Linked DNA regions of Homo sapiens: region 1 is linked to region 2. A link is a loop called in an ENCODE intact Hi-C map of the cell type or tissue named here. Cell type or tissue: HCT116. All regions are shown on one strand. Links, peaks and the distances in the headings refer to the core of each region. The heading gives the core; the rest is flanking DNA.

Region 1 (17,141 bases), core at 5,929-13,928, 570 kb before region 2:
CAATGCAAAATAAAAACACTTTTTAAGCAATATGCTGAAATACACTTAACTACGAAGTGTAATATTAACTGTAAAGATGGAGCAATTAAGTCTTCCTAGTGGAAGAAATGGTGTCTTAGAAAAGATTCATTTGATCTTGATCTGGTTTTAAAAACTAGTCATTCCCACTTACAAGTAGAAGGCGAACAATGAGAACACATGGATACAGGGAGGGGAACAACACACACTGGGGCCTGTTGGCAGGGGAGGAGGGGTGGGGGAGAGCATCAGGAAAAACAGCTAATGCATTCTGGACATAATACCCAGGTGATGGGTTAACAGGTGCAGCAAACCACCGTGGCACACGTTTACCTGTGTAACAAACCTGTGCATCCTGCACATGTGGCCCACAATTTAAAATTTTTATTAAAAGGCGGGAGAAACATATTTAATGCAATAAAGCTAGTTTAATTCTTGGGTTCATGCCAAAACACTTATTGATTTATTTCCTTCAGGCAAGCATTGTTCTTGGCATGGAGATAAAACTATGAACAAAATAGAGTTCCAATTTTAAATAAGTTATATTCTGTTGGTGAAAAACAAGGAACAAAGAAATAAATAGGGAATGTGTTAGGTAGTGAAAAGTGCCACAAAATGACACGAAATAAAATCAAACAGGTAACAGGATAGAGCATATCATAGGTAGGATTGCTATTTAGGCAGAGAGGTCAAGGAAAGCCTTTCAAACTGGCCTTTGAGAAGATGCCTAAAGAAAGTGAGATCAACTCATGTGAAGATAGTATATGTGGGAAGTGCATTCAAGAAAGAGAAGGGTAAGAACAAAGACCCTGAGGTCTTTGTGGACATCTTTGAGGAACAGGTAGTACAAAATAACGAAAACAATGTCTAAGTTTAGTTTTGGCTGCAGAGTGGTTAAGGTAGGCTGGAGGTAAGGATAGTAAAGTACATTTCAGATAAGTTGTGTATCATGTCCTAATTTTACTTATGAAAGGAATATGATCTTTGTCGTACAAAGAAAACTAGTGGCAATATAATCAATCTCATTGGTTATAAAATATTCAGTGGAGTACCTAAGTGAGCATACTCTAGAGACAGAATGCCTACATTAAACTTCAAAAGGCACCATGCAATCTTGGACAAATTTACCTCACTTGTATGCCAACATTTTCTCTCTATAACATCACTGAAATGAGGTATCTGCAGGATTGTTGTGCATGTAAAGGCTTGATATGAAACCTGACATCTGTTAGATAAGCAAAAACAAAAGAAGAAATTCTCCATTATCTTACCACAAAATGCTGAAATGGGAGAGTTCCCATTATCCCCTTCTCAGGGCATGCAACATGGGTGTGGTTTGCTTCTTCAGTGCCCCACTGCTCAAACCCATAAAGGAAGCATGCAGACGGGCAGGTCCTGGGGAGCATTTCTGGACTCCCACCCCATGGCAGCATCTAGGGTTGAGTGTTTATAGCTCCTGAAGCCCTAGTGGGTGTGTGTTACAGTGTGCTCTTTCAGTTTTGCCATCTGCAGGTGGCTTGTGTTAATCAGCTCAGATAGACCCTCTGCCTTATCACAAGGACAGAGGGCTTTCTGTATCCTGGGTTCTTGCCCTAGTGTACCAGAAGCATCGGATCAGACGTGGGTTTGGAGGATGAGCGCAAAGTTTTATGGAATGGTGGAGGTAGCTCTTAGCAAGATGGATGGGGAGCCAGAAAGGGGATGGAAAGGGAAGGTGGTCTTCCCTGGAGTTGGGCTGCCCAGCAGCCAGACTCCCCTCCAACTGCCCCTGGCCAAAGTTTCCTTGGCATCCACGTCACTCCACCATCTCTGGCCTGCCACTGTCTGCTGGTGTCTGTCAGTGTCTTCTTCTGCTTCTACTGATATCCAGCCACTTGGGTCTGTGCCCCAGGTTTTTATGAGCACAAGGTTGGGGGGTGGGGGGTGGTGGGCCAAAAGACAACTTTTGGGGCACGAAAACAGAAATTCCTGTCCTCATTTAAATCCATGGACACAGGCCTGAGGGTGGAGCCCTCACCAGGTACCCCACCCTTCTCTACCCAGCACTTCCCTGCCCGCCTCCCGTATCAGTGCCAAATGCTGGATGAATTTCAAGAACATGAGAAAGTAGATGGTATCAAATGCTACAAAATACTAATAATTAAAATTGGTCTTTAGGACTTATAGAGTTAATATAAACACAAGAGTAAAAGAAAACAGGTTGCATGTGTTGAAACCACATATTTCAGAAACAGAAATATTTAGGAGGTAAGAATGGCTGAAAGTTGGTGGTGTGATTTTCATTTAATCTTTTCCCTGGATACTTGAGGTAAGAGGGGAAGGCACCTGAGAGTCAAAGAGATAAATTGGGAAGGTGGAAGGCATACAAAGTTGTAAGAGGCAGACCAGAAAGGAGTCAGGTTTATAAATGAGTTATGGAAAGCTGTGTAAGCACAACAAAATGCTGACATTCTCCTGCATTAAGACCCATCTCAGCCCACCATCTCATCTAAAAGTTCTAGACATCCATTTCCAAGACATCTTAAAAATAATGCAATCTTTTACTGATTATTTCTTGCAGAAGACACAAAATGAAATTAAATCACATAGTACATGTCAAAAACTACTCTTTAAGTTATTACTTCCTTTCCAAAAGTTTTATACTCTTCATGTACTCTCAAATCTACCCTATCTCAGCACACATTCTTAGGTCACACTGAATCTACATTTTACCTCTCCTCTCACTGGAATTTTCCCCCTGTATGATTCACATGTTGATGTAGACCTATCAAGCCATTCCCCAGGGTTCTATTATTTCTATCCACCACTCAATATAGCAAAGGAAGAGATTCTTCCATCAGACCCACCCTCCACAGACAGCAGAGGAGATAAATAATATAAATGCTTATAATTTAAAGCTATTGCCTCTCTGAGAAAGAAAAGTTGTATCAGAAGATTGCACAGAGACAATATCTTTGGAGGAAACAGAAGACAAATGCACTATAATTAAAATACTGTTTTTAGGTTTATCTTGTACCATTCATGAGTATTTCAGATTATGAGATTATGTTTTCTTTGACTTGTTTAGTATGAAACATGCAATTAATGCCTTAACCTCCCTTTTAAAATCAATTCTTAGAAACTAAGTAAACACAAATTATAACTTACAGTGATAGCATTTTGATTTTAGATCTTTGGTGACATTTACTTTGCAGGCCGTTGAAGACACTTATCTGAGTTTCACCTTAATCTATTAGACTGGAATGCCACAAAGGGGTCAGAAAAATAAAAGAGAATCATTTTATAAAGCTATTATACATTTTAAAATAGCATGAAAATCATTTGTGAAATGAAAAACAAGAGGTAACTGTCTTCTCTTCTTTCCATAAATGAATTGTAATCAAACCCCTTTGCCTGAAATTGCTCAATATACTTGCATTATCACAGTATTCAAGGCAGTAACTGTGGCACTAGGATTGTTAAAAATCTACTAATTCAATTTTTTTTTCTAAAAGCTTCCCCCATGTTGAGGTTTCTGCCAGTTTCTTATATTATATTGCTATTCATTTGCTAATCTTTAAAAAAATAATTTGACTTCCTTAGGAAAAGAAACAGTAAGTAGGCTACCAGTAAGTAGCACTGCACTATTAGCAGCAATACTGTTTAATTTCACATGTTCCATATTCGAATTGAGATAGAAGGTGACATCTGAGAGTTGTACAGTTGCTGTCAAGAAAAGGCTGAAATGCATTTCTCTCTAAATGTATTATAAAAATACACATAATTATGAATTCTCATGAAATGCTGGAAAATAACAGCCCTCTGTTGGAAGAGGAAGCATAATAACCAATATGTCTCTATTTATTTTTGCTCCAACATGAGGGTAAGGGGTTTCTTTGACAGTCAGTGATTTTCAAGCAGGTTTAAGAGATAGAACTCTTGGTGATAGGTAGAAGGGTGAGGATAGAAACCAACAACTTTCTTATTTTCTGAATCTCTGCTCTCTCAATTTTAATCTGACCAGATATTTGGATACTGATAAATTTTTGCATTCAGCCTAGTCCCATAAATCATAGTGCCTTACAGAGTCCACAAAATTTCCCTACCCAAATTAAAGTGCTCTTAATTTATTACAGCAAAACATTGTGTCCATTCTTTATTACATTTGTCGAGTGTTTTTCTTGTTTATATCTACCCTTCCTTTCCTTATATCATTCCTCAATGCTTTCACTGTTAAAGCCAAGTGGAATGTAAAACAAGTTAACTGAATTTAATTAATGCAAAGGAAATGGCTATCCTAGCAAGAGAAACAAAGTAAAAGCTTCCAGAATTCCCTTCACTAGTGAATGAGACTTTCATGGACGTAGGTAGAAGCTAGGAAGCATGAAGAAAGAGAGGAATACATTCATAGATAAATTGCTTGGAAATAATTTTTAAAGTATTAAATTATTTAAATAAATTTGTTTTAAACCTATTTATAATTCTAATGGTAGAAATTGCTCATTTCTGAAATCCCAATTTGGAAAATACAGCAAAAGCTAAAATGTCTGGAATGAGTAGAGATTTAGATATATTAAATAATAGAATATATATAAATTATAATATTCAAATAATCGGAATATTGCATCATATTTACTATTAAAACTTAACTTGAATGTGTACATTATTGTTAGATAAAAGGATTTTATGGTCTTTCCATTTTGTAGATTATTTCCATTTTGTAGATTATTGGTCATTTACAAAATCAAAGCAAACTTTCTTACACATAACATCAGATCATATTTACTTGAGATGAAAAATATGTGAAATACACAAAAGCCTAAAATCTTAGAATTAGTGGGAGCCTGAACTTCCATCTAGTCTAAACCTTTTATTTTATAGACGAAAAGTGTTCTAAGAATTGGTAGTCAAATTCAAAAATCAGTTAAAGTCAGAACATAAAGTCAGAAGAAAGTTGTGATTGGGAGATTAAAAAAATTGAGTTAGTAATCACGAACCAGTCTGAAGATTGTAATTAGGTGTACCGTGAAAGCAATAGGTAACAATGTGACAAGGACAAGAACTTCCAGTCCAGCCTGGATGTGTATCTCAGCCCTATCAGATTTTAACTTTGTGAGTTTGGGTAAGTAGTATTTTGAATGTTGGTCTTAATTATCAGCATATTTTCTATAGCTTGTTATATGTCAAAAATATGGGGAAAATTAAGAAAAAAATACGTTATGTAGTAAATGAGACCATTTTTACCCTAATTTCTTTTGTTTGAAAATTATCAGACCTATAAGAAATTTGAAAGAACTCCTACATGGCTTTAATTTAGATTCATCAGTTGTTAATCATTTGCTTCATTGATAAATATAGTTGCATATGAGATATAACTATAGATATTGAGTATTCACATAGATATAGTCATAGAAATAGAGGTAGGCATAAATATAGATACAGATTTGTCTTCTTTTCCAGAAAAATATTGAGAGTAAATTGCAGATACGATGATACTATACTCCTTATTACTTAAGCATCATAATACTTTCTATATTGTCTCATAATGACACAATATTCTCCTACATAATCACAATAACATTATCACACTGAAGAAATATAATATTAATGCAATAATAATCATCTTATATAAGAAATCTTCCCAAGTATCTCAACAATTTAGATTATAGCTGCTTTTTTCCCTCTAAATGATGATCAAAAAATTAAATATTATATCTAATTGTCTTGTTTCTTTAGTTCCTTTAATCTAAAACAGCTCTTACTTTATATTTTATGACATTCACACTGTAGACTCTAGGCCAGTTGCATTATAGACTACCTTGTAGATTTGTTTGTATTTTCATGATTAGATTCAGATTAAATATTTATGTCAACAATACTATATTTTAGATAATGTTGTATCCTTCCCATGGTATCATATCAGGGGAAATATAATTTAAGCTTATGCCATTACTGATTATGCTAATCTTAAACACTTGGCAAAGATGATGTTCACTAGATTTCTCCACTGTAGAGGTACATACCTCTTCCCGTTTTAAATTCATATGTAATCTATAGTGATACTTGTGATCAGTTGAGCATTAAGTTCCCAGACAACTTTTTACTCAATGGTTTTAGTATGCACTGATAATCTTTGTCTGAATCAGTTATTACAATTTTGGTTACAAAATGATGATGCTTAGTAATTTATACATTTATTTGTTTGATTATTTGTTTTAATTTCTAAAAGATATCCAGCTCATTATCAAAGTTATACTAGATATATGTAAGGAACTAAATACACTTTGTGTCTGACTTGGTTAGAACATAACAATAAAAGTGAAAAAAATGAGAAAAACTATGAACTTGGTATTCAAATAGAATATTTTAAATGTGTTTTTTATGGTCATTTACAAAATCAAAGCAAACTTTCTTACACAGCCATTCTCTTACCTTTTGGTAAAATGCTGTGGAACTCCTAACGCAAATTCAGTGAACCCGATTTAAAAAACAATAGTCTAAACTAGTAATTTGACTTCCTCACAGAGTAGAACAGTGGTTACTAGAGACTGAAGAGGTGAAGGAGGTAGGGAAGATGGGGACAGGTTGGTCAATGGCTACAAAGATACAATCAGAAAAGAGGAATAAATTCTGGCATTCTACTGCATCAGACCTGTGCCAGCCTTTTTGGCACCAGAGACAGGTTTCATGGAAGACAATTTTTCCATGGACCAGTGGTGTGGGTCATGGTGGTTTTGGGATGACACTGTTCCAACTTATATCATCAGGCATTAATTAGATTCTAATAAGAATAATAAGGGGTGCAGAACCTAGATCCCTCGCATACGCAGTTCACGATAGGGTTCTCTCTCCTATGAGAACCTAAAGCCGCTGCTGATCTGACAGAAGGTGGAGCTCAGGCAGTAATGCTCACTGGTGGCTCACCTCCCCTCCTACTGTTCCAGTTCCTAACAGGCCACAGACCCATAGGGGTCCAGGACCCAGGGGTTAGAGACCACTGTTCTATTGCACAGTAGGGTCAGGATAGTTAAGAGTAAGGTATTATACATTACAAAATAGCTGGAAAATAGGCTTTCGAATGTTCTCACCACAGAGAAATGATAAATGCATGAAATGAGGGTTATGCTGGATAACTTGATTTTATCATTATACAACATATATGTGTGTTGAAACATCAAACTATACCTCATAAAGATGTGCAATTATAATGTGTACATTTTTAAAAAAGATAAACTGTTTTCTTGAAGAAAATTATACCTCTTAAATTATAAACAAAACAAAAATAATAATCTGGATTATAAACAGCTACTGCATACTTATTTTTTATTGCTATAATTTCCAGTTTTATTATTCCTTAAATATTAATAGGATGTAAGTTTAATGGGGCAATACGTTTCCTCAGGACAGTGATATTGATTTATATAATTTATTTGGTTTCCCACTGGGCCTGATATCATTATGCATATATAGATAATGTATTTCAAAATTTTTGAAGAATGAATGAGTAAATTAATGAATTCCAGCTGCCCACCTCCCTGCACCTCTATTCCCTGGTAACCACCTTTCTACTCTGTGTTTCTAAGACTTTTTTTAGATTCTGCATATAAGTGAAAACATAGGTTTTTAATATTTTCAGCAAAGAAAATAATAATAAGTTGGTGATATGATGGATGTATTAATTAACTTGATATAGTCTTTCTGCAAAGTATACATAGATTAAAACATTACATTGTATTCTATAAATATACACAATTATTATTCATCAATTAAAAAAAAGAAGCAGAATAGCCAAACAATACTGAATAAAAAGAATAAAGCAGAAGGCATCAGATTACCTGAGTTCAAATTATACTGCAAAACTACAGTAATCAAACAGCATGGTACTATCATAAAAACAGACACATAGGCCAATGGAATGGAACAGAAAACCCAGAAATACATCCAAGAATTTACAGTCAATTGATTTTTTTTTACAAAGGTGCCAAGAACACACATTGGGGAAAGGATAATTTCTTCAATAAATGGTGCTTGGAAAAGTAGAGGGACATATGCAGAAGAGTGAAACTAGACTCCTATCTCTCACCACATACAAAAATCAAATCAACATGGTCAGATTTCAGGTCTTCAATATAAGATCTGAAACAATGAAAGTAGTAGAAGATAACATTGGGGAAATGCTTCAGGACATTGGTCTGGGAAAAATTTCTTGAGTGCAACCTCAAAAGCACAGGCAACCAAAGGAAAAAATGAACAAATGAGATCACATCAAGCTAAAAATCTTTAGAACAGCAAAGGAAACAACAACGTGAAGAGACAACCTATAGAATAGGAGAAAATATAAGCCAACTATTCAATTGACAAGGGGTTAATAAACAGTCTATAGAGTCAAGTGAGGTGGCTCACTCCTGTAGTTCCAGCTACTCTGGTGGCTGAGGTGGGAGGATTTCTTGAGCCCAGGAGTCCAAGGCAGCAGTGAGCTATGATCATGCCACTGCATTCCGGCCTGGGAGACAATGACCTTATCTCTAAATAAATAAATAAATGTATTTTTTAAAAAAACAGAATATATAAGGAACTCAAACAACTTGATAACAGCAAAATAAATAATTATATTTTTAAAATGGGCAAAAAATCTGAATAGGCATTTCACAAAAGAAGGTCTACAAATGACCAACAGGTATGTGAGAAAATACTCAACATCACTAATCATCAGAGAAATGCAAAGGAAAACCGCAGTGAGATATCATCTCACCTCAGTCAAAATGGCTTTCATCAAAAAGACACACACACAAAAAAAAAAAAAAAAAAAATGTTAATGAGGATGCAGAGAAAGGTAAATGCTAATACACTATTGGTGGAAATGTAAATTAGTACTGCCACTATGGGAAACAGTATGCAGGTTACGTTGAAAGCTAAAACTAGAGCTACCATAAGATCCAGAAATCTCATGTCCAAGCAAATGTCCTAAAGAAAGGAAATTGGTATTTTGAAGAGGTGTTTGCACTCCCACGTTTATCACAGCACTATTCACAATAGACAAGATACATAGAGAAAATGTAGTACGTATATACTATGGGATATTCAGTCATTTAAAAAAAGAATGAAATCTTCTTATTTCCAGCATGGATAGAACTGTAGGACGTTATGTTAAGCGAAATAAGCCAGGCACAAAGAGACATGTATTTCATGTGCTCATTCATATGTGGTAGCTAAAAAACATTGATCTCATGGAGGTAGAGAGTGAATGATGGTTACCAGAGACTGGGAAGGAGAGTGGGGAGGAGTGGGGAATTTGGGAATAGTTAATGGTTAGAAAAATACAATTAGATAGAAAGAATAAGATGTAGTGTTCAGTAGCACAATAGGGCAACTATAGTTAACAAGAATTTATTGTATATTTCAAAATAACTAAAGAAGCGGATGTAGTTGTCTTCAATACAAAGAAATGACAAATGCTAAGATGATGGATATCCCAATTGCTGACCTGATCATTACAGTGTGTGCTTACATCAATATATCACATGTGCTTCATGCCTATGTACAAATATTATGTATTCAGAAATATTAAAACAAAAAATGTAAAAGTAAATAAATATATTTATTTTTTAAAAAAGAATTAAATTTCTTTAGGATACAGGGAAATGTACTATACTACCATTTTTTACAATTTTTAAAAATATACCTGTATATTATTACCCACAAGATGGTGCTATTTTCCCAGCAGCGAGACCAAAAATAGTCGTGTGGTTTATATGTACAGCTATAAAATTCAGTACATATGACTGAGGGAAAATATTTTCCTATTTGAACTGGAAACACAATTTTTTTCTATTACTGTTCTAAATGTCTGTCTTCCTCCGTAAACTTTTTTTAGAATGTAAATCTATTTCCTAATACTTCAGTTTCACAACCAACTAAGGGCTCAATGTCTCCACATAAATGCCTAACAGTTTTCTCAGATTCAACACATCCAAGATTAAGCTTCTGATCTTCTTCATCACTCTCACCCAAATCTATTTCATCAACAGTTTTCATGTCTCATTGGATAAAAACTGCATCTTTCCCACTACTTGGGCCCAAAAGTGCTGGAGTCATCATTCACTTCTCTGTTTTATCAATTTGTTCTTTTTTTGTTGTTGTTCTCACATTTCTCTTGCTATCTCTGTCTGCCTCTCTCTCCATATCCAATATGTCGGAAAGTCATGTTGACTCTATCTTCAAAGTATTCCCAGAATCTAACCACTTCTTCTCACCCCTACTGCTGTTATCTTCTTTTTAGCCACCATTACCTCCCTACTGACCTCTTCATTTCAGCCCCTGTTTTCCTGCAGTGTATTCTTAACCTAGTAAGTAGTGGGTCTTTTTAAATCACCACTCAGATCATGTCCCTGACCTGCTCAAAACATGAAAATGTTCCTGTTTCACTCAGAGTGAATGTCTAAGTTCTGGTTCCCTACTACCCTTCTGGCCTCAACTCCTACCATTCCCCACTTCTCTTATTCACCCCAAACCACACCCCAAGTCTTTTCTGCAGACAAAGCAGATACACAACTCTGCTCTAGTTCTTTACTTTGTTTTACTTGGAATGCTGTTCCCCAGAGTACTACTTGGCTGCTGCCACACCATCTTCAAGTCTTTCCTCAAATGGTGCCTTCTCAATGAGTCCTACCTAGCCTGCCCCACCTACATCTTCATCATCTCCATGCTACCTCTTTCCTAGCACCCTGTACAGATTACTTACTTATAATTGTTAATGCCTGCCTTCCTCACTCCATGAGAGAAGAGGTTCTGTTTGTTTATTTGATTTCAACCAAAGTTCTGAAATAATAAACTAGTAGATGCTCAATAAATACTTATTGAATGAATAAGTTATACTCTAAGCATTAATAGTGTTCAGTCAAAAGAGATGAGAAGTTTTTCCTTATAGAAATATGAAAAAGAAAACTAAAGAAGATATCAATTATATTACATACATGGTATCAATTTTAATTCAAAAGATATTTATTTACAACCCATAATATAAAACATATTTTCAATAAATGGCTACCAATAAGCAAAATAAATATCTCTAAAGTTTGCCAAAGCTCACTTGGCATTACATGCTATAAGTTGATATAACCCCTCCTTCTGGAAAAGATAATAGGAGCTAAATTAGGACGATGCAGTGAGCCAGACTGGGTTTCCTAGAGTATGTATTTCCATAACACAAATGCATTTGTTGCATAAAGGCATAGACATTTTTATATTTCACTTTAGCTTTTGGTTTGATGTGATTATGTTTTAATATGGCTTTCATGCCTAGTCTGTATATGTGTAACTGTGGTGGAATCAGATGTCGCTAAGTGTCCATTTCTCTGATTCAGTAAGACATCCCTGTGAGAAGTCAATCCAAGGTAAGTAGTTTTTAACAATTACATTGAATTGGGGTCAGGGATTTCCAAACCAAAACAACTTTTGGTCACATTCAATTCTGTCATAGTCTTTTGGATATAATTTGAGGCTAAAACTATATGTTCTACCAATTCGATGATTTTTCTTAGTTTTACTCACTACTTTAGCTAAACACACTTGTTTTTCGCCAGTTATTTGACTAAATTGAAAAATAAGTATTTAGTAAGCTCTAAAATTAGTTAAACTGTCAAAGCTGGTTATGTAGACTCAATGAAATTTATAAAAACCCATGTTCCCATTTCTAAGAATAGTCTCTTAGGCTCCCATACAGAGGAACTTTGATTGCAACCCTGTCCCTTCATTGCCATAATCATGGTCACAGCTTTATTATTATCATGCTTTATTTCAAACAATTTTTCAAAAGCAGAATGACTGAATAATTTTATCAAGTATTTGTAGTTCATATTTTATGCATTTGTCAAGTTTTTAACTGTAAAAGTTATATAAAGAAGTACAAAATCCTTTTTAAAAATTGCTTAATTTATGTTTTCTAATGACTTAGGCTGACAGTTTATGCTTCACATTTCAAATTCATTGGGGGAGCGGGGAGAAGGAAGGAAAGAAGAAAGAAAGAAGGAAGGGAGGGAGGGAGGCTAGATTTTATATAATTTAGATATATTACCATCAGATGGTGTTCAGAACTCACATAATAAAGTTAATTCAAGGCATTCTGCCTTTTAGATAATATTCTCTGATCAAGCCCTTTTGCTTTTTCAGAATAAACTTTCTACTTGTTTATTGTCACATTTATAATTTCTCATTCAAAATCCTGAGATAAACGCTGAGCATGGTGGCACACTCCTGTAATCTCGGCACTTTGGGGGGCCAAGGCACTAGGGAGGCTGAGCCAGGAGAATCACTTGAACCTGAGGGGCAGAGGTTGCAATGAGCCAAGATCGTGCCACTTCACTCCAGCCTAGGCAACAGAGTGAGACTCCGTCTAAAAAAACAAAACAAAACAAAAAATCCTGAAATGTTCCCTAGTATAAAAATTTTACTTAGTGATAAATTGTTTTAGGTCTCACTACATCTGCTTTGTTTCACTTTTCTTTGTATAATAGAAGGCTTTCAAGACTCCTGCATTATGCAGGGCCATATGACAAGTATTGGCCAAATGGCTGTGCACAGAGTGGCACTTGTCATGTCCAATCCACAGCATTGGAGAATGAGTGTGAGTTCCCTGGCCTTGTCTCTTTCCTTCTTGCAGCTGCCCTGGAAGCCGTGCTTTGAGGTGGTGTGTCCCAGTATTGAGGAACGTCAGTCAGCTGGGGTCCCTGAGTAATCTCCCAGAGCAGTGATTTCCACTGAGCTCACAAGACAACTGCTAACATGTGGGAGGTTAATGTTTAATGCAGCATAGTCTAGCATATCCTGACTAATTAAACCAGTAAAGTAAATAATTGTAAAGTTGTGTTTCATTTTTTAAAAACTCAAGGTAAAATTTGCTACTTGATCACTGTTTATCCTGTGGCTACTAATATATTTCGCATATTCTAAACATTTTAGTACAATAATCCCACTTGAAGCAGGCACCCTGATGTTAACTACGTAAGGAATAATTTCACAGCAGCTTCTATTTGCCAAGTAACAGGATAGGATTGGGAGAACAAACAGGCATCGGGTCCTACTCCAACCAGGTTTAGAATCTGTGGGGGAGAGAGCTAATAGAGAAAAAGCATATCAATCCAATCAGGACAAATTCCCTGGAGGAAGAGAGTGGAAGGCAGTGATGGGTGTGACCGTATCTGGGAACACAGGGAGGGCTGGAAAGAGGGAGCTGGGTAAAAGCTGATACTTGATGTTTGAGGCTGGGATGAAGAGTCATGATAGAACATTTAACCTTTGCTACCTTAATCACCATCTTCATAAAGAAATATATCTACAATCACATCACTGTCTGGATCATAACAAAACAGATACATTTGTAGCCAACATTATAGTTACCAACAACTTGATCCAGGGAATGAGTATTTCAATTTAACATTTTAGGTAGGGGGAAGAAAGCTTTTTTTTTTTCTTATAAATTGAAGTCTAAAGTTGGAAACAAGCATGAACACAGAAAATTAATTCTCTCCCATGACATAAAAAAAATCCAAGAAACTGCACATTTGGCAGGAAAATTCTAAACAGCCTTCAGGTGCCAATATCAGAACAATCTTACACTATGTAGAAAATTGTTAGTTAATCCTTCTCCAAAAATTTTATTTTGTAAAATGAAAGCAAGTTCTATGTTTTAGCTATAGTAAAAGAGTATGTAGTTCTCTCAAATTGCTGGATGATGTGAATTTCAAACAAATTATTTCAAACAGATTTAAACTACAATGTTCCTAATACATGATTTAATCTTTTGCATATATAGAGTGATTTAGGCTTTTGAAAGCATTTTCATATACATTATGTCATTTGATCCTAAATGGTGAAATGTACATAATCATATTTAAAAATACAATACTTACGACAACTCTACCACCCTCAAAATTAAATGTGAATTGAAAATAAACTTAGTCTCTCTGAAGCCAGAGTAAGTAAAATAAAATCAGATTTAAGATACTATTAAATGGCAAAAGACAATGTACAAATCAAAAAATAAGAAATGGAAAGAACCATCACAGATGAGATAGTTCAAATTTCCCAATTGTAGTAATGATCATAATAACTTCATACAGTTTATAAGGCATATTTTAAAATATGCTTGGGACATTTAGATCACAGATCATAAATGGTACATTGACAGGAGACAATCTTCTATCACAGCTTGCCTTTCAGCAACAAATGGCACTTTATAATAAGGCTTTCTCCCTTTTGTCCCTAAACAGTCATCTAAATGCATTGAAACCTATAAGCCTTTAAATAAAAACAGGACGATACAACAGTATTTTACATTTAGGTCCAGATATTATTTCTACCAGCAAGTCTTGCTAAGATTTCACTGAAATAGTTCTCTTAAAACTGATCACTCTGTTTCTACTCTTGATCCTTTCATTCTATTTTCAACGTAGCAGTTGTACGGATTCTGTTAAAGCTTTATTCAGGTAATTCAAGGTCAAACAAGATATGTCACCTCTCTCCATCCCTGACATCTACTACTCTGTCTATCTCACTTCCCTCTAATCATGGGGACTTCATTGCCATTCCCCTGATGTGCCTTAAGGCCCAGATTGGATATATTATTCGTGGGGCCCAGTACAAAAAGCAAAATGCAAGTTTTACTGTTCAAAAATTTAAAAAAATTTCAAGATGGCAAGGGTCTTGTGCAAGATCTTGTGCATCAGCACAGGGTGCACACTTAGGAAACCAACCTGCTTAAAGTATTGAACTGTTTTGTGCTTTCTGCCTGAACACTTTCCCTAGGTACCTCCTAGATACCTGTGTGCTAAACTAGTCATTACTCTTTTTTTTTCTTCCATTATACTTCCCAAACTTCAGTTCTTTCATTAAATACCACATCTCAGGCCTTTCTACCCACCTTATTTAAATTTATAATCTCTATTCATGCACACCTAACCCCTATCCTCTATATTTTTGTTCATAGCATATATTGCTATCTATTACTTTTTTTTTTTTTTTTTTGAGACGGAGTCTCGCACTGTCGCCCAGGCTGGAGTGCAGTAGCGCGATCTCGGCTCACTGCAAGCTCCGCCTCCTGGGTTCACACCATTCTCCTGTCTCAGCCTCCCGAGTAGCTGGGACTACAGGTGCCTGCCACCACGCCCAGCTAATTGTTTGTACTTTTAGTAGAGATGGGGTTTCACCGTGTTAGCCAGCATGGTCTCGATCTCCTGTCCTCGTGATCTGCCCGCCTCGGCCTCCCAAAGTGCTGGGATTACAGGCGTGAGCCACCGCGCCCGGTCTATTACATTTATATTTTACTTACTCAATCTAATTTTTGCCTTCTCCCATCAGAATACCAGTTTCAAGAGAGAAGGTGGTTATATCTAATTTTTACTGCACTTAAAATATTCCCTGCGTTTAAAGTAGTAATACTCAATAAAGGTGTTGAATGAATGAATGAATGAAAATATGATTGGCTTTCAGCAATAAAATGCTAAAGACCTGTGCATCAACAACCCATGGGCTGAATGCTGGTCCGTCTCATGCAGGAAGATTCCCAGGGTTTACTTTGGATCAAACAGGTCTCAGAATATGTACTGTAGTGTATATTATTGCCTGAAAGCTATTGGTAGAATAGTGGACCTCAAGAGCTGAATCGGAAATTCTCAGGTAAATCATGGTTTCTGGGACAACAACCTCAATCTCCTCCCCCATCTACTAGTAAATTATGCTCCACCCTTCCTGGAATAATGAGATCCAGAATACTTAACATTCCCCTGCCTAGGGATGTTCACTTTCTATCCCTTCAGGTAAGTTTGGCTGGAAGGTCGCATTAATTAAATTAACTGTTTTTCTTTTATTAACTTTTGGTAAGTCTGCTTTTTGTTGTTGTTATTGTTTTGTTTTTGTTTTTGTTTTTGAGATGGAGGCTCGCTCTGTCACCGAGGCTGCCAGGCTGGAGGGCATAGGTGCGATCTCAGCTCACTGCAAGCTCCGCCTCCCAGGTTCACACCATTCTGCACCATTCTGCTGCCTCAGCCTCCCTAGTAGTTGGGACTACAGGCGGCCGCCACCACACCCGGCTAATTTTGTTTTTGTATTTTTAGTAGAGACGGGGTTCCACCGTGTTTGCTAGGATGGTCTCGATCTCCTGACCTCGTGATCTGCCCGCCTCGGCCTCACAAAGTGCTGGGATTACAGGCGTGAGTCACTGTGCCTGGCCTGGTAAGTCTATTTTATCTCTACATATGCCCACCTATTTAGATTTATTAAAAACTCTTCTCATGTCACATTGAGAATTTAACACTATTACAAGTGTCATATACAGCTTCAAACCCAACAGTGACTCAAATCTGGTTGTTTTTTATCTATAAGAGCATGTAAACATAGTTGCCCAGCTTCACCCTCCCAGTATTTCACTAAGTAGCTCAAAATCATCTGGGAATAACTTTTTTTTCCTCTAACTTCTCTCCCTTAACTCTAGATCAGCCCTCTGGACTATCCATTAGGTGGCACTGCAAATCTCTGGATAGTTGTCTTGTCCTCCTAGAGTCAGATTAATCTTGTTTTATTTTCCAGTTAAATATGAGTTAATATAATCACCTGGAAATTAGGAGATTGTTGGAGGTTTGTACAGAGGGAAAAATGTGTGTCATAATGCTCTGAGAGAATGAGTGGGAAAGAAAATATTCCGAGAAAATATAATGGAATGATTTGTCAGTTTTAGTACACATTTGAGATTTACAGTAAAGGAAAGGCAAAAAGTCAGCCCTGGTGTGTCTGAGTACATGTATCTCATGAATGTGTGTTTGTGTGAATGTGGGTGTGTGTTTCAGTCCCATTCATCTGCATAGGTATAGTTGTAAAATATGCAGCTCGTTGGATAGTCGCTTTATTATGATGGGCCATGATACTAAACATTTTCTAAATATTATTTGAACATTTGTGGTTTTTGGCCATGAATTTAAAATAGAAGCCCTTGGATTATGGTTGCTTTTTCTCTGATCCCACAATGGTTACATGAAATTTTCTTGGTTTATTCAGACTGCTATAACAAAATACCTTACCCTGTGTAATTTATAACTACAGAAATTTATTGCTCACAGTTCTAGAAGATGGGAAATCCAAGATCAAGGTGCCAG
Region 2 (17,141 bases), core at 3,503-11,502:
TTTATACTTTATCCCATTTAATTATAAAAACCACTCTTGAGAAGTAATTTTTATTTTCAGAACCATTTTACAGATTTAAAATAAACAGGTTTGAGGAATTAGTTTAACTTATCCAAAGTTTCGTGGCTATTAAGTTCTAGTATTTGGAGTCAAATGCAAGTCTGTCTAAATCTAGAGCCCATGTTCTTTAACTGCAACACTATAATGTCTCACCCCGTCCTAGTCCCACCAATTAGTCAACTCTTTTAGGGCAGAAGTCTGTCTAATTCATCTTTGCTTCCTGTTACTTTATATTTAATTAAAAATTTTAGTGACTTTTTAACTTGTAAATTGTAGCTGATTTTACATTTATCTTCCTGAAGGAAACTCTGTATCATTTTGTCTTTTGAATTTGTGAATATACTTGTTAACACATCTAAATATCTTTAAGTCTTTGGCAATGTTATTGTATTATATGACTAAATAACTTCGAATTGTTCAATTGTGTATGTCTTCCACTATGTCAGAGCCACATTCCCGTCACATTATAAATGAAGGAGTGGATTCTTAAATAAGACCTAACCATATTTATATGATTCCTAACATAATATCATTTGGTAGAAAGAAAACCAACTGTGGTCATCCAGAGAAGCTCAAAAACTCTTGTACTCAGGTTCTCTTACTACCACGTTTTGTTTCTGTTTCTTCTTAGTCTGTGTCTTAGCATCACTTAAAGAACTATTCATCCTTTTCTTATCACAGAATCTTGGGGTTGTTCTTCTCATGTCATGTAGTGTAAATTTATATAGAAAATGTAATACAATTTATTTAGTACATACATTTATTATTTTAATGAGAATGCCTCAGGAAAAGACTAGTATTTGGGCAATATTTGAAGAAAGAATTTAACAGGCACTGATGGGGAGAAAGCTAGCTGTAGGTAATGTGAGCAAAGATGTGGAAGCCAAAATTGTCACAATTCCTCAATCTGAAACAATGAGTTAAATATAATAACAATGACTTTATGAGGAATTAAAGGTTAAGCTTTGTGTTTACCTACTAAACAGAAAATGCCTCCAAATAAACAGTGTCACAAGTACAGAAGAGAGAAATATTGTTTAAGGCTAGCACATGGAAAAACAACTTAGAGGATTTAGCAGCTAAAAGAAGAATGAGTCAGCTGGTGATGTGCTTGGTCAAAACACACAGTCATACATGCATATACATATACCCCAAAATGCTAAGTGGAAACTGCATGAATTAAAAGAGGGGTATGATAGGGACATTGTCCTTTGGGCTAGGTAGGCACATATCAGTTGGACCACATCTGCAATACTGGATTTTACTGAAATCTTGTATTTTCCTTTTTATTATGAGAAATTTCAGCTCAGTGATCAAAGTCTTCAAATAGTTAAACCAAAAGAAGAATAGGGCTGCTTTGTGTGGCCATAGAGAGCAAAACTATGATCAAATAGTGGGTATTATGGAGGAGGTTGTGATGGTGGTAAGCCTTCAAAGAAAGAAAGGCCTTTCAAGAATCAAACTTGATAATAATGAAATCAGTTGCCTCAATGGTAGAGAGCTCAGCATCACTGGAGGTGGTCACACAGAGGTAGCATGTGCCCTAGTTACAGAATCTATTAAGGGGATGACTGTCTCAAATATGTAGGACAGAAATGAGAAGCCCCAAGCTTGCTTTTAACTCTAAGGTAGTATTTTCTACTCTGACTACTTTCCTGTTGTTACTACTACTATGCTAAATACTATGCATACATTATCTTGTTTATTCTTTCTATCAGCTAGATAATTTGCATATTTTATCCCCATTTTACTGCAAAGTTGACAAGCTCAGGGAAAATAAATAGTTGGCCAGAATTAAGCAACCAATACATGATAGACAGGGCTAAAACTGGGCTACAGAATTTTCAAAAAGAATGATACATTCTGAAGGTATGTTTATAATAAACATTTTTCATATGTAAAACAATGGTTTTTGTTTTCGATTTTTTAAACACTTTAGTAAAATGAAAATGTTTTATACAATCTTTTGAAAGATAAAATAGTCTCTCTTACTAACGTACTTGCTTTGACAGGCATAATAGTTGTCAAGGCCCGGGGGAGGGGTCTTAAAAATCAGTCAAAGGAGCATGTTTCTTTGTATCATTTCCCAGTTTTAAAAATGTATACTTCTTGGACAATGTGTAATAATCATTCACCCATTCATTATTATTTTGAGCAAATATTTATTAAGCACTTACTATGTTCTAGACACTGATCTAGTTTTGGAAATACAACTAACAAGGTAAACAATGTGCCTGTCCTCATGGAGTTTCCATTTAGTGGCAGAGGCAGCAAACAATAAACAAATTTATAAAATAACTTCAAGTTATAAGACGTAACGCATGGAGAGAAGAAAGTGGTTGGTATAAATACAGTGAATAGGTTGAATTTAACTCATTTTAATAATATTATGCAAGTGGCTGTTTTGGTCTAATAAGATTAGAGCCATATGAGTGAATGCAAATAATTTGTGTTTATAAATGACACAGATATTTAAGTAACCTGCTGACTCCTAAGACACATCTTTTTAAATCATGGAATTTAAAAATGAAATATTTTGTCCTCTTACCTGCTCACAGAGGAATAAAATTGATGTGTTGCCTTCTTAATATCACTTAAATGTTTGAAATATTGACTTATTTTTCTCCATCTTGTAGGCTTGAAATGTTCTTGTAACTTATTAGGAAACTGTGTTAGAGTCTTACTGAATCCAGATCAGTGTCCTTAAGAATTTAAATGTTTGTTGAATTAATAAATGAAAATTGAAATGTCTGGACATATAATTAGAATATAATTTTCAAAATACTGCAGAATAACCATAAGCTTGCAATTTTAGGAATTGTGTGCAGGAAGAAAAACTCAAATTCCTGTAAATCCTCTCTCAATGAACAATATATTTGAATATCTGCTATTTGTCAGGCACTGATGGATATGCAAAGAGTAATAGGCCACAGTCTGTCCTCATGGAACCCACAATTCAATGAATGAATTGTGTACAAGAAGAAAAACTTAAATTCCTATAAGTTTTATCTTAATGTGCAATATGTTTTAGTATTATATTATTGTACAACCATATTGCAACATATTGTAATGATGATTAGAACATACTAAGTGGAGTAACAGAAGCACATACAAAGTGTGTGATAGTGGCCAGGCGGTGGCTCACGCCTGTAATCCCAGCACTTTTGGAGGCCGAGGCGGGTGGATTGCCTGAGCTCACAAGTTTGAGACCAGCCTGGGCAAAACGGTGAAACTCCGTCTCTACTAAAATACAAAAAATTGTCCGGGCATGGTGGCAGGTGCCTGTAATCCCAGCTACTCGGGAGGCTGAGGCAAAATAATCACTTGAACCCGGGAAGCAGTGGTTGCAGTGAGCCGAGATTGCACCACGGCACTCCACCCTGGGCGACAGAGTGAGACTCGGTCTCCAAAAAAAAAGAAAGTGTGTGATAGTGTAGAGTCAGCAATTGCAATTAAACTGGATTTGCAAGAAGGCTTCACGGGGGATGTAAATTTTGGAGTAGGGTTCGATGGTTGAAGAGAAGTTCACCAGCAAGTTCACAGAGAACTGTGTGTAGGCACAGACAACAGCATGTACAAAGCTCAACGACTGCTGAGTATTTCTGTGTGACTTTTGCATACAACTTGTGCAGCTTGTGGAAGACGAAGGATGATATGCAAGTTGACTGATGATATTGGAGGCTCTGTGGACTCTTGTAAAATGATGGGCTGTTAGCTAGCAAACAGTGTGGAACCTTTGAGGATTTTTAATAGTTCAGTGATAGCACCAGATTTCTAGAAAGATCGCTCTGGCAACTGTGAAAAATGGATTTCTGGGATGCAGAGGAAAGCTAACAGAATCTGGAGGCAAGATGAGCAGGAAACTGTTTTCATACTGAAAGGTGTTGTGCTATTGAGAGGTGAAGCAAAGGGACAGATGTGAGATTTCTGTGGTAGAATTAGCTGGGTGTGGTGATCAGTTGGTTTATGGGATTTGAGGAAGTGGGACATACTAAGGGTAGATTAGAGTATTTTAGCCTCGAATAATATGAGTACAGGAAGAATCTTTTCTTAGTACCTAATTAGAAATTATATTAAAAATATAAAGATAAAATATAAAATTAAAACAAAATTAAAAAGCATATTTTATTAGATAAAATCATAATCAGTCTATCTAGACTTTATAATGTATAATCTTCATTTTCACTTTTATATAAGCAGAATTAATGGAAGTCAATTATATTATTTATAAAGCAGTACATTTGAGTTTTGTTTAAAAACATAAAAAGAAGCTATTGTTCAAAAGTGAATCCATGCTTCTGGCTAGCCACAACATTTCTGAAGAAGAATCATAAAGGGGATTACTTTAATTCAAGTGAGATCAAGGCAACTGCCAAATTTAATGAATGCCAAAAGTACGCAGGGAGAATGAAAAAATCCATCCGAAAGCATTCTGATTTTTTAAAAAATCAAAAAATTTGAGTGAAGGATTAATCAAAGGATTAAACCAATTTGAAATTATTAAAAAATTATGTTCATTACAACCAATTAAGTTAAAATATAATTTATTTTTAAAATATTGTGTTCTAAAGTATGCTGGCATTTTATCCATATTTTTTCCTTAAGGTGTGCCATGTGTTTATATATGATTCTTAAGTGGGTAAAACTAGAGAGTGCCCCTTATTGTGTTGCCTTATATTAATGTTGTTTGTAGTTATTATTGAATTCAGTATCTTTTACCTGCCCGGAAGCATCATCTGCTATGGCACTTTTTCCTCCATTGTTCCAATTCTCCTTCCATTCCTTCCTTCCACAGATACATATGATAGAGTTACTATGTCAGCAACTGTGTTAGGTGTGTGAGATATGGTAGTAAACAGAAAATATCTTTACCCTTACTAGCTTATACCCTGTTAGAGGATACAAAAAATAAACACAGAAACACATAAATAAAATTTGAAAAGTGCTAAGTGCTCTAAACAACAACAACAACAAACCTAGGGTAATATCACTGAGGGTTGGCAGGGGGCAGATGGGAGAGAAAGGATAGAAAAAGGCATCACCTTATTTTGGGTGGTCAGGGAAGACCTCAGGGAGAAGATGAAGATGAGACTAAAATAGTAAGGAGGAGCAAGTCATCTGCAAATAAGGAAGAGGTGCTTCTGAAGGAAGGTGCCGCCCTGCATCTTAAGGCTGGCTGAGCTTGGTAGACTCACAGGATAGCAAGGGCCTGAGTGGCCAGAGCTCCATGGGAAGAGTGGTGGCCAGGCAAGCAGGCACTCTAGGGTAAGACTTTGCAGGCCAGAGGGTGGAATCAGCACTTCACTCCAACGACATTAGAAATTCCTGGAGTGTTTTAAGCAGGGTATGACATAAACCAAGGGGCAGCCAGCAATTCAGTTAGGAGAATATTATGGATAGTCCAGAACCATTTCTAGATGTTTGGCTTTACTAATGGGATGGAGGGTGGGGCCATTTTCTGAAATAGAGATGGGTGGGAATAGCTTTGAGGGAAATTCAGAAGTTTCCCTCTGGACCTGAAATATTTTAGAGACCTATTAGGCCTCCAGAGGAAGATGTCAAGGAGGCAGTGAATGTCTGAGTAGCACACTTCCTTTTCTATTATAAATATTTGCTGAACTGTTTAACAGTGAAAATTGCTGAAGCGGAAAGTAAAATCTTTACACGTTTGATTGTTTGGGTTCTGGAAGATACAGCATAGGAACAATACTGCATTGAAAGCTTTACAGAATCACAATGAAAATTTGGTTAAAAGAAAAAGAAATAGGACTTTATTTTGCTACTTAGAACAACAACAAAAAAGTAGGAATTCATTAGGTAGTTAGTGCCTGTTCATTTCTGTCTTAAATATTTCTTGTTTTATGAACTATAAGGAATCAACACTATTGAAGCTACACCATAGCTGATGGATTTTTTCAAAGGAGATAGTGTGTTTTAAATGTAAATTGTATCTCAAATAAAATCTTAAGGCTGAATCACGACTCATAAACCATTCTTAAAAAATGGCTTTAGAAGTTATTAATAGTTTTATTAATCCTGTCATGAAACAGTGACTGTCAAAGTACAGAAACTAACATATAAAATCTTATCTATAAAAAAATGGTCATTGTATCTCACTTATTTTTATTTTTATTTCTTTGCAGATCATATATTTTAGTTCTCTGTTTCCATATGTGGTACTTATTTGCTTCCTCATCAGAGCATTCCTTTTAAATGGTTCAATTGATGGCATTCGCCACATGTTTACCCCTAAGGTATGTACCATATTTCTATTTAAGGCTTATGATCATGAAAGCATTATGTTTATTGTTAAAATATTCTAAGTTATATTTAAGGAATAATTGTTCTAATGTATGTACATTAAACTTTTAAATTATAGTTGTTAACCAGTCTAGGAAAAACCAGCATTTTTTATGTATAATTATAGCCATTTATCTCCATTTTTTATATCCCATTTTGATTTTAGAGTAAGGCTACCACTATTTCAACTTCAAAAATCTCTCTTTTATAATAAATTTATTTCTAAGTTTTATACTGATTAGACTTCAGAATTTTTCAGTCTTCCTTAACTCTTTCCCCTTTATTTTAGTGGTTTTTAACCTTTTTGTGTCATGGATCCCTTTGAAAAAGTGACGAGGATTTTTTTTCCCAAAAAAAAAAATGAACATATTAATTTGCTTAGTGTATCTGGAAGTTGACTGATCATCTAGAATCCATGGACCCTAAAATAAGATTAAGAGCCCTAAAATACTCTCTCAGAGAAAATAAGTGTTTTCTTTTCTTAGTTAATTTTTTTGAGGTTTTGTAGTTTTGTAGCTTCTGGAAGAATATTTATAGTAATCAGCTTGTGAAGTTCTGTAACTTCTATAGATGCATATATATTTTAGGAAAATTCTCATTAGACTCCATCAAGGGCTCAGAACTTATAATCCATCATGCAACTTTGTAGAGCTAAACTCAACGGTGGGCCCACTTAACCTGGTTAATCATAAGTGTGGGCTTAATCATAATTTCTTATACTGCTTTAACAGGGACCACGTTTTTGATTCTCATATATATATATATATATATATATATATATATATATATATATATATATATGGTGCACCCCACTATTAGTTTGCTAATACTATCATAGGCAGACATTAAGATGAAACTGTCTAAAGATACGATTTCAAAATTAGTTTAGAAATTAAAAGTTATCTGAAGGATGAATGTGCAGGCAGCATTGTGCTGTGAGATTTGGGCATAAGGGATTAGCTTCTCTGGAATTCTTTGTCACTCCTGGCGGCTGCCTTGATACTGCGTAAAAGAAGCTGTGTTCTTTGTGTGTGTGGTTCTGAGTTGGTATTCATTCTGTAGTAGCAAAAATGCTGACACTGGTGTCTGGTTTTCTCAGCTACTTCAAAATTCCTGTTTAACATTTAGAGTTCTTGGAACTTCTCTGTGAACAACTAGTTAAGATTTACGAGTTTCAGCCACACTATAATTTAAATCTGCTACAAATGGGCCACACTTAATGACCAAAAATACTTATATGTATAATATTGAAGAAAATGTTTTCTGAGTTCAAGACAACCAAAATTCTGTGTGAATTTCTAGAATATATTCTCTTTCTAAACTGACAATTGCTTGTGACAAAATTCTAAACATTTGATTTAGCTAGATATTTTAGAATTTAAATGCTTATATGTAATAATTCTATATGGCCCCAGTACTGAAAACTGCAGCATGAATTAACATTTCTGACCTAGACTAGGGATCACTATTAAAATGTTAGTTTTCCTTCAGCTAACTTTTCATTGAGTGTTGATAAGACTCTATTACATTTCTGTAGGATGTGATACTCAATATGAGAAGTAATTGTAATTTTTAAAAATTTTACATTGTTTATGTAGGGGAGAAAGTACATAAGCACATCAAATACTTGTGAAACAGTGAGTGGAGATTTAGTTCAGAAACTGGGCTGCTGGTAATGTCTTTAGTTAATAGGTCTTTTCTGCCATCTAGTGGCTAAAGCAGAGATAGACAGTTGAGTGTATTTTAATAGAATATGATGTAGCAATGGTCAGTAAACAATGTGCATATGTTAATTGTTCATAAATTATGAAGATAATCATGATTATGTTTAATAAGCATATTTCATAGATTTTAATAACCAAAATTAGTTGAAGCAATACATCCTATTGTTTGAGAGAATATGGATTTTGGAATCTACCTATGTTCTTATTTCATCTCTACCTCAGAGCTGCTGTGTAAACTTAGGCAAGTTACATAACCTTCCTAAGAATCAGTTAATAGTGGCAACAACTTCGTGGGTTGTTGTGAGTACTAAATGAGTTAAACCATATAAAATGCTTACCGGTGTGTATGCCGCTATAGCTCATCTATGTTATCGGTTACTGAGCATTTTTAGAGTGTGGTAGGCACCGTGGTAAGTGGTACACTTCTTATTATTCTGATCTTTCTGAAGAAGCTGAAACTCAGAGAGGACACGCCATTTGCCATTGTTTGCACTATTTTAAAATTACTAAATGGCAGAATCAGAATCTGAAACTCTCTGTAGAATTCGTGTTCTTAGTCATGTTTGACATTGCTCTCAATAAAGGCAATTTGATTGTAATGGCAAAAAGAGATAAAATGCCAATTTAAACGCTATTATTACTGAAATCAAAAGGAACTGTTTATTAAGATCTGGGCCACACTTGGCTGATCTGAATTGTTTCATTTAAGTTTTGATTATATACAGTGATAATTATCTAAGACATAAAGCACAACTACATGAAATATCTGTTCAATATTTAATATCTGTTCAATGTCAGAACTTTGGATCTGAAAGAGTATCTTATAGACAATATAGGTGAATTTCTTCAATTTTCAAAGAAAAATCTTTTAGCAGACTTTTGAATGAATGAAGAATACATATGTGAATATGCAAAGTACAAATAGTTCAACTCTGCGAAGTTTATAATTGTTTTCTGCTTCGACCATTAGATTAACAGCAGAAAACACAAAACATGGAGTGTTAGTGAAGCAACTATTAACTTTTATTGGTAATTGACCTGTTTTGCTATGGAAAGAAAAAAAGACATAATGGGAAATGATTGAGGATAATTAATTTTTCTTCATATTCTCATTTCATATTTCCTTTGATATTCTTAAAATATTTAAAAACCACCATGTAAGTAGAAAATCCCCATGTACTTAAAATCTCCATGTAAAGGACTGATCAACTTTCTTACTCATAATTATTTGTTTCCTAAAAATAGATGTTTATGCTTAAGAACATATTATTTCCCGATTTAAATAAACTTTGGATGCATAAATATCATTGTATACTCCATAAACAGTAAATTCCATAAAAATTAATTATTCTGAAACATTATTTTGTAGCTGATTCTATTATGTTTATTTTTAAACAGCTTGAAATAATGCTGGAGCCCAAGGTCTGGAGAGAAGCTGCTACTCAAGTGTTCTTTGCCTTAGGTCTGGGATTTGGTGGTGTCATTGCCTTTTCAAGCTACAACAAGAGAGACAACAACTGCCACTTTGATGCTGTCCTGGTGTCCTTCATCAATTTTTTCACTTCTGTCCTGGCAACATTGGTGGTGTTTGCAGTTCTGGGCTTCAAAGCAAATGTCATAAATGAGAAATGCATTACACAGTATGAATATTAATTTCCATTTGCCTTTTTTCTTAGTTTTTATCTTGTTATTTATACTTTTATTGATACATGATAGCTATACATATTTATGAGATACATGTGATAGTTCGACACAAACATACAATGTATAATGGTCAAATCTGGGTAAATGGGATAGTCATCACCTCAAACATTAATCATTTCTTTGTGTTGGGAACATTGCTCATTCATTAGCTTATAATGGCATAGTCGTTCACAAACTATACACCAAAGAACTCTTATGTGCTCATTTGTATGTTGTTTTATTTTTCAGAAATTCAGAGACGATCATGAAATTTTTGAAAATGGGGAACATTAGTCAGGATATTATTCCCCATCATATCAACCTTTCAACTGTTACTGCAGAAGATTATCATTTAGTTTATGACATCATTCAAAAAGTGAAAGAAGAAGAGTTTCCTGCTCTTCATCTCAATTCCTGTAAAATTGAAGAAGAGCTAAATAAAGTTAGTAAGCCATGTTTGAGCAATAAAATAATTATCATTCACTTGAAATATGCATTATCCAGCAGACTCCCTTCAGGAAAAGGGCCTTAAAATGCCCGAAGAAGCTCTTAAAATGCCCGGAGAAGCTCCTGGGCATTATAAGTCCTTCAGAATTTACATTCTTAATTTTAGAGAATATGTTTTCTTAAATGGTAAAGATTTGCTTTATTTTAAAAAGTTATTTCATTGATTGAGCCACAATAATTTAAAATATGAATATAAAGTGATTTTCATCATAGAATGATGATTAGTCTGAAATCTTTCTTGCTATAATTTTCAATACAGAATTAGAATTATGGCTCTCATTTACACATACATGATTGCTTTGATGCATGAATAATATTTAAAATAGAAATTTTAATAGTTGTGTTCCACAAGTCATGATCAAGTTCTTTTTTTTTTTTTTGAGCCGTAGTCTCTCTCTGTCGCCCAGGCCGGGGTGCAGTGGTGCGATCTTGGCTCACTGCATCCTCTGCTTCCCAGGTTCAAGCAATTCTCCTGGTCAGCCTCCCAAGTAGCTGGGATTACAGGCACATACCACCACACCTGGCTAATTTTTGTAATTTTAGTAGAGACGGGAGAAGGCGGTTCACCATTTTGGCCAGGCTGGTCTCGAACACTTGACCTCATGATCTGCCCGCCTTGGCCTCCCAAAGTGCTGTGATTACAGGCCTCAGCCACCGTGCCCAACCGATGAAGTTCTTTTTCTTAGCTATGTTGTATTAAATAAGAAATAGGTCACCATTAATAAATGTCCTTATATTGGCTGCCACTGTCTCCTGTATGTCGAAAAGGAAAATATAATGGAGAAATTAGTCACTAATTATTTGCTTTAAGATAGTTAACTGTACTTGAGACTAACATAAAGAATCATGTGTGGATATTATTCATTAAAAAGTAAAGCCATCATTAATATAAAAACCTTGAATTCCTTAAGGAAATATTTAATTAATTACTAATGTACCGTTCAAAGTTTTTTTTTTTAATTCTCATCTGTCTTTATGAGACAACACAACTTGAAGTTTGGTTATAGGTACAGTTAGTTAGACAAAGTAAGTTGTTATTTTACAACTCAATATTTGTGATATTTATAAAATAAACTCACATTAATATTTGCAAGTAATTCAATTTCTTTCTGCCCAATTGGAGTATCTGTCTTTTTATTCATTTTGTTATTAGTTTTGACTGGAAATTCATTGTGTCTTCTGAATTATGCAAACCAGTATATCAGCCCAACTTTTTTTTTTTTTTTAATCAGGGAGGTAGGAATATCAGAAGTAAAAAAAGGTAAAGATGTAGGTTTTTTAAATTAAAAATTGGCTTTTTATAATCTACTTATTCTGTTCACATCCTTTTATTTTGCATTTGCAGTTTTCTCTTAAATCAAAACAAGTTTATTATTCATAGTGTATATGTATATATATATATAACAACAATTGATTGAGCCACTTTGAGGTAAGGTAAAACCAAATTTTTAAAATCTTTATATATGAGCCAGAAATAGTTGTATATATATATTTGTATTTATATATCTATGATAATATGTCACTATTCATATTCATAAGCTTTAACAAAACCAAAAATATTATGTATTCTTTAATATAGTTTTTCATTCTAGGAGCCTTGTGAAATAGTTAGTATATACAACACAATCGTGTACTCTGTTTATTAATTATAGGCAAAATTTCATTATTTGGATCTGCTTGATCTAATTAAATCCAGGTTCTGAGAATGACAACATGATTTATCAGGTTAAGAGCTGATTTGAGCATGTCTATTTCCAGCAGTCCTGGCCATTATTCAGAGATCTTTCCTCCTCATTGTAACTGACATATAGAGCCATTGTTTAATAATTACTCTGTACTAATGTTGCTATTTTGTGTATTTTGCAGGCTGTTCAGGGGACCGGCTTAGCTTTTATTGCCTTTACAGAAGCGATGACACATTTTCCTGCATCTCCCTTCTGGTCAGTGATGTTTTTCCTCATGCTGGTCAATCTAGGCCTTGGCAGTATGTTTGGAACCATTGAAGGGATTGTCACGCCTATTGTGGACACTTTCAAAGTGAGGAAAGAAATTCTTACTGGTGAGTTTTTTGTATTTGACTTTTCATTGAACAAATCCAGGCCATTTTATTCTTGGTGAAAGATTAGAGATGAAAAGTGGAAAGTCTTATATTTTGAGTTTTATTAATGTCTATTATCACTATTTATTATTGTATACATTGTATAATTTATTTTATTTTATTTTAATTGTATAATTTTTATTGTATGTATAATATAATATGGATGTTTTAATATAAATTATATTTTATCATTTATAATAAATATTTATTGTTATAATTCATTAATAGTAATGCATTATCAAGAATGACTGACACTAGAATAAAGTCATGGACTGTTTGTGTATAATTTTTATACAAGTCAAATAATCATAATTAGAGCAGTTCAGATGTGATATTCCTATCCAAAAAGTGCATAGCTGAAAATGATAAACCTAAATCCCGTTCTCATATACAGCAGCAGTAGTAATTTACTAGTAGTTAATGTCTCCAAGTAGAGAAGAAAATAAAACAATTTATCAATATGGATGGTAGTTAATAGGTCCAATTTACAAGTGATTATTAAAGTACCAGTTTAATGCATCATACTCCCATTTAAGGGCTATAAAGGATATAAAATAAATTATAAGAGATATACAAATATATAAAAAACTCTTCTCCAAAAACAATAACACTAAAATTAAAATCAGATTGCATAGATAAGACTTACAGCATGTAAAATACTGATAGCATAATGGATTTTACATATAAGAATTCAAAAGAGTCTAGGTCATCTAAATATACGATGGAACTGTCAGAGAAAGAGATGAAAGTTGAATTGGAAAGAGGAAGGATCTTCTCAAGGGTCAGAGGATAGCTAGTAAACATACATAAATGAAGATAAAGGCAACAATAAGAAAGCCAACCATACTAGAGTACAGAAACAATACTGGTAAGTGATGTAAAATAAGATTGGATACAAATTTTGTAGAGATGACCATGAATGCTGGGCAGTGGTGTGCAATTCCCCAAGGCTTTTTTTTTTTTTTTTTTTTTTTGAGACGGAGTCTTGCTCTGTCGCCCAGGCTGGAGTGCAGCAGTAGTGCGATCTCAGCTCACTGCAAGCTCCGCCTCCCGGGTTCACGCCATTCTCCTGCCTCAGCCTCCCGAGTAGCTGGGACTACAGGCGCGTGCCAACACGCTTGGCTAATTTTTTGTATTTTTTTTAATAGAGACGGGGTTTCACCGTGTTAGCCAGGATGGTCTCAATCTCCTGACCTCGTGATCCGCCCGCCTTGGCCTCCCAAAGTGCTAGGATTACAGGCGTGAGCCACCGTGCCCAGCTCTTTCTTAGCCATAAAAAATTTACTAATAATATATGTCTAAATAAGTCTCAAATATATACCTTTATCATTTGCTGCTCTGATAATTATGTCTGTATGTGTTTGTGCATGTGCATGTGTGTGCGTGTATAAAACAATTTAATTTCAGCAGTCTGTTAATATTGATAGCTATATATCCACAATTCAGCTGAACAGAAATGAGAAACTGCTTTATATTATTCAAGAAAGTGATTTCCACTTAATATGAAAATCCATATCCTGCCTGACATGCAGGCTAAAGTCATTTTTGTATTCTTATCCTTGCTCGCCATATCCAAACCGTCCCCTCCTGTAGTAAAAGGCTTGCAGGTTAAGGAAAAAGTAACAGTGTAAAGGGAAAATCACACAAAGTAGTATTTTCTAAGACCTTCTGGAAGACTTATTTGGAAAGAGCAAAGGGGAATGTACCCTCTTTCCCACTTCTTGTTTTTTGGGATCATACTGATACTTCAAATCGTAGTCGTGTTTGACCTCAATGAAATATTACCTCATTTTCTTTGGTAGGTGTGTTTACTTCTTTATGCAGTAAGATTTAGGCAAATGAATTACTCATTATCTTTTTCCCTCACATCTCCAGCAAAACTCTTACTGTCTGTACCACTTATAATGCACTTTTTTATATTTGCCTCATACTGGGGTGTAATTAGGAGATAGTGAAAGTGACACAGGCTGTTGAGGCAGACAGATTTGGGTGCAGATCCAAACTCTGCTACTTCCAGCTTGAGAATTTAAGCACATTACTTAACGTTCTTCAGGATCATTTCTCTCATCTGTAAACAAAGTAATACATTGTTCAACTGGGATGTCATAAAAATTAAGTAAGAGAATGCAATATTATTTTATACTGTGATAAGCATTTAAATTTAATATGCAGTAGAATCCAAGTAAATGTTACTTTTCTTATTCTACATTATATGTTTACATATGACATTCATTTCTGTAAGATGTAACTCACAGCACTAGTATAGTACTTAAGAGATGGAGGTAATTTCTTCATGTCACACATACTTGCTGAAATTGTTAGGGAGTGTTCATATGATTGACTCCGTGGATGTCTTTTTTCCTTAGCTGCCATTACTACTCTACTTCTTTCAAGTTTACTCACCTCTGCCGAAATGTGGTTGAGAAATGGAATGCAGTCATCTTTTACCTTTGGAGGCTTCTCTGCTAATGAGCACAAAAGAACAGAGTCTAACAAAAATATGGGAATATTATATGAATTTCAAAAACTTTTCTAAGTAGTAGCTGGTCAGAAATTTATGCATCTGTTTCTTAGCTATTACTGGGGAAACTCTTTTTAGATGATTTTTCTTAGATGTTATGTGGATGATCAGATTGCTCAACTCCATTATAATTTGTTTCCAAACTAATCTGTTCAGGCAAGATAAAGATATAAATGTGGATTGTTGCTGAGGTTAAGTCTGGTCAGATTTTTCCACTTATGCTTGAAAAGTAACCATATTTCAATCAAATATATAATATGTATATTTCATAATAATATAAGCAATATTAGTCTCATTATTAATTCAAAAATCTCATCTATATTTCAACACTGTAGAACATTATTAAATGAATAAATGACCTATAAATATTTGGTGCCTGAAGAAGTCACTTTGCTATTAATTATACGAATAGAGTATGGAAATTTATACTTTTAAATTTTTCTCTAAACTTTGACTCATTTATTATTGTACTTGGTAAATGAGTTTCCACGGGCTCAGGGAGATGAATTACTGTCTTAGAATAAATTTGTATGAATGTTGAGGCTACACCCAGGTAACCTAATTCCTAATAGGTTATATGCCATGTATCAGGAAAGGTATTGCCTGTTTATATGATGGACATGTTATAAAAGTTTTAAAAGTTTGAATATAATAATTTATAATAAAGTTTAAAGGCCTTGTCTCTGAATAGAGTCTCATTTTTTCATTTATTTCTTTTGTCTAGTTATCTGTTGTCTTCTGGCATTTTGTATTGGCCTGATATTTGTGCAACGCTCTGGAAATTACTTTGTTACAATGTTTGATGATTATTCTGCTACACTGCCTCTGCTAATTGTAGTCATTTTGGAGAATATTGCTGTATGCTTTGTTTATGGCATAGATAAGTAAGTATATTTGCTTTTATGTATTCACTTTTAATCTCTAGTTTGAAAACATCAATTATCAATGTTCATTTCATTTAGAAGAGGAAATAAATGAATAGAGGGAACAATTCTTTAAAAAATCAAACCTTTTGCAGGCTCTCACTGATTCAACAGTTTTGGTAAATTACATTTCCCTGTTGGGCAAATAGAATTATATAGGATGTAATAGTATGTAGAATTTTAGATCTTTGATTTGGTCCTGGTTATCAAATAGCTAACTTTCAGGATTTAGTAAGTATTGGCAGAGTTCCAAGAACCTTAGTTTCTTTTGAGTTCTTTATTGTTATCTACATTTCACAGATAAGGAAAATCAAGCTTAGAGAGACACCCTGTGACTTGCCTGTCACCCACCTGGACAGCAGCAGACCTGGGACTCATGTCCATTTCTGTTTAACTCTAAAGCTTATCTCCTAATTATATTGCTAAATTGATTTATAAGAGGAGTGCATGTGTCATAATGCCTTATATAGCAGGACAATATTGGGAAATGATATTTTCCCAGGTCTGAGATGTATATGTCATTTGCTGCACAGAAACATTATTTTTATATAGAGTCATTACTTAAATTCACTATACGCATAAATAATGAATAAATTCACTATTTATTCATAAATTCATATCAAATACACATACTTTTCACACCATTCAGGTACACTGATGTGAAAAGTGTATGTATTTGAAATGATGTGAAGCACCAGAGTTCTCTCAAGGGAAAAAGACCTTTGGAGGATTTGTCCAATACTTTTTATAGTCACTGTCTCTAATCACATACATGGACTGAGAGGTAGTAAGATCACCAAGCTCATTACAGCCCTATGTAAAGTAGTAATGCATGCACCTTAAGTGAAGGCCAGAGTCCTTTTAAGCAGCATAAAGAATATTGTGGGTATTGAATGAGCTTTATAACAAAGCTTAGAGAATGTTTTTTGTGGTTGCCAAAAGCTCCAGGTCAGGAAGCTTAGGAGAACTTACATTTAATAATCATGTACTGTATAATAATAGTAGTAATAGCTCTTAGTGTATAATCCAGCAATCATGCTACTTGGTATTTACCCAAAGGAGTTGAAAACTTATGCCCACTTAAAATTCTGCACGTGGGTGTTTATAGCAACTATATTCATAATTGCCCAAACTTGGAGGCAAACAAGATATCCTTTAGTAGGTAAATGGATAAATTGTCATACATCCAGACAATGAAATATTATTCAATCCATGAAAAGACACAGAGGAAATTTTAATGCACATTACTTAGTGAAAAAAGTCACATATGAAAAGGTTACATATTGTAAGATTCCCCTATATTATAATATGGAAAAGGTAAAACT

The links. A loop is a pair of places that touch in the nucleus more often than their neighbours do. Peaks named below come from ENCODE experiments on the same cell type or tissue, not always from the same donor. Only the 100,000 strongest peaks of a DNase experiment are listed, where the experiment ranks them.
Region 1: a loop joins it to region 2, with 10 times the contacts of the local background. A loop is called at or near these places in 9 of 110 quality-filtered maps.

Annotation. Positions count from the first base shown.
Region 1 is chr12:85,441,318-85,458,458 of GRCh38, reverse strand. All of the region lies in intron 4 of LINC02820 (long intergenic non-protein coding RNA 2820), which reads right to left. Among named protein-coding and RNA genes, the nearest start is that of LINC02820, 130 kb to the right of the region's middle. In HCT116, for the core only: a CTCF peak has its summit at 9,726 (motif pointing right); no DNase peak of the experiment used is centred there.
Region 2 is chr12:84,865,670-84,882,810 of GRCh38, reverse strand. SLC6A15 (solute carrier family 6 member 15) reads left to right here. Exons shown (of 12, transcript NM_182767.6): 6 at 6,204-6,314; 7 at 9,483-9,724; 8 at 10,017-10,209; 9 at 12,141-12,333; 10 at 15,618-15,777. Among named protein-coding and RNA genes, the nearest start is that of SLC6A15, 39 kb to the left of the region's middle. In HCT116, for the core only: a CTCF peak has its summit at 8,072 (motif pointing left); a DNase peak (open chromatin) is centred at 8,030.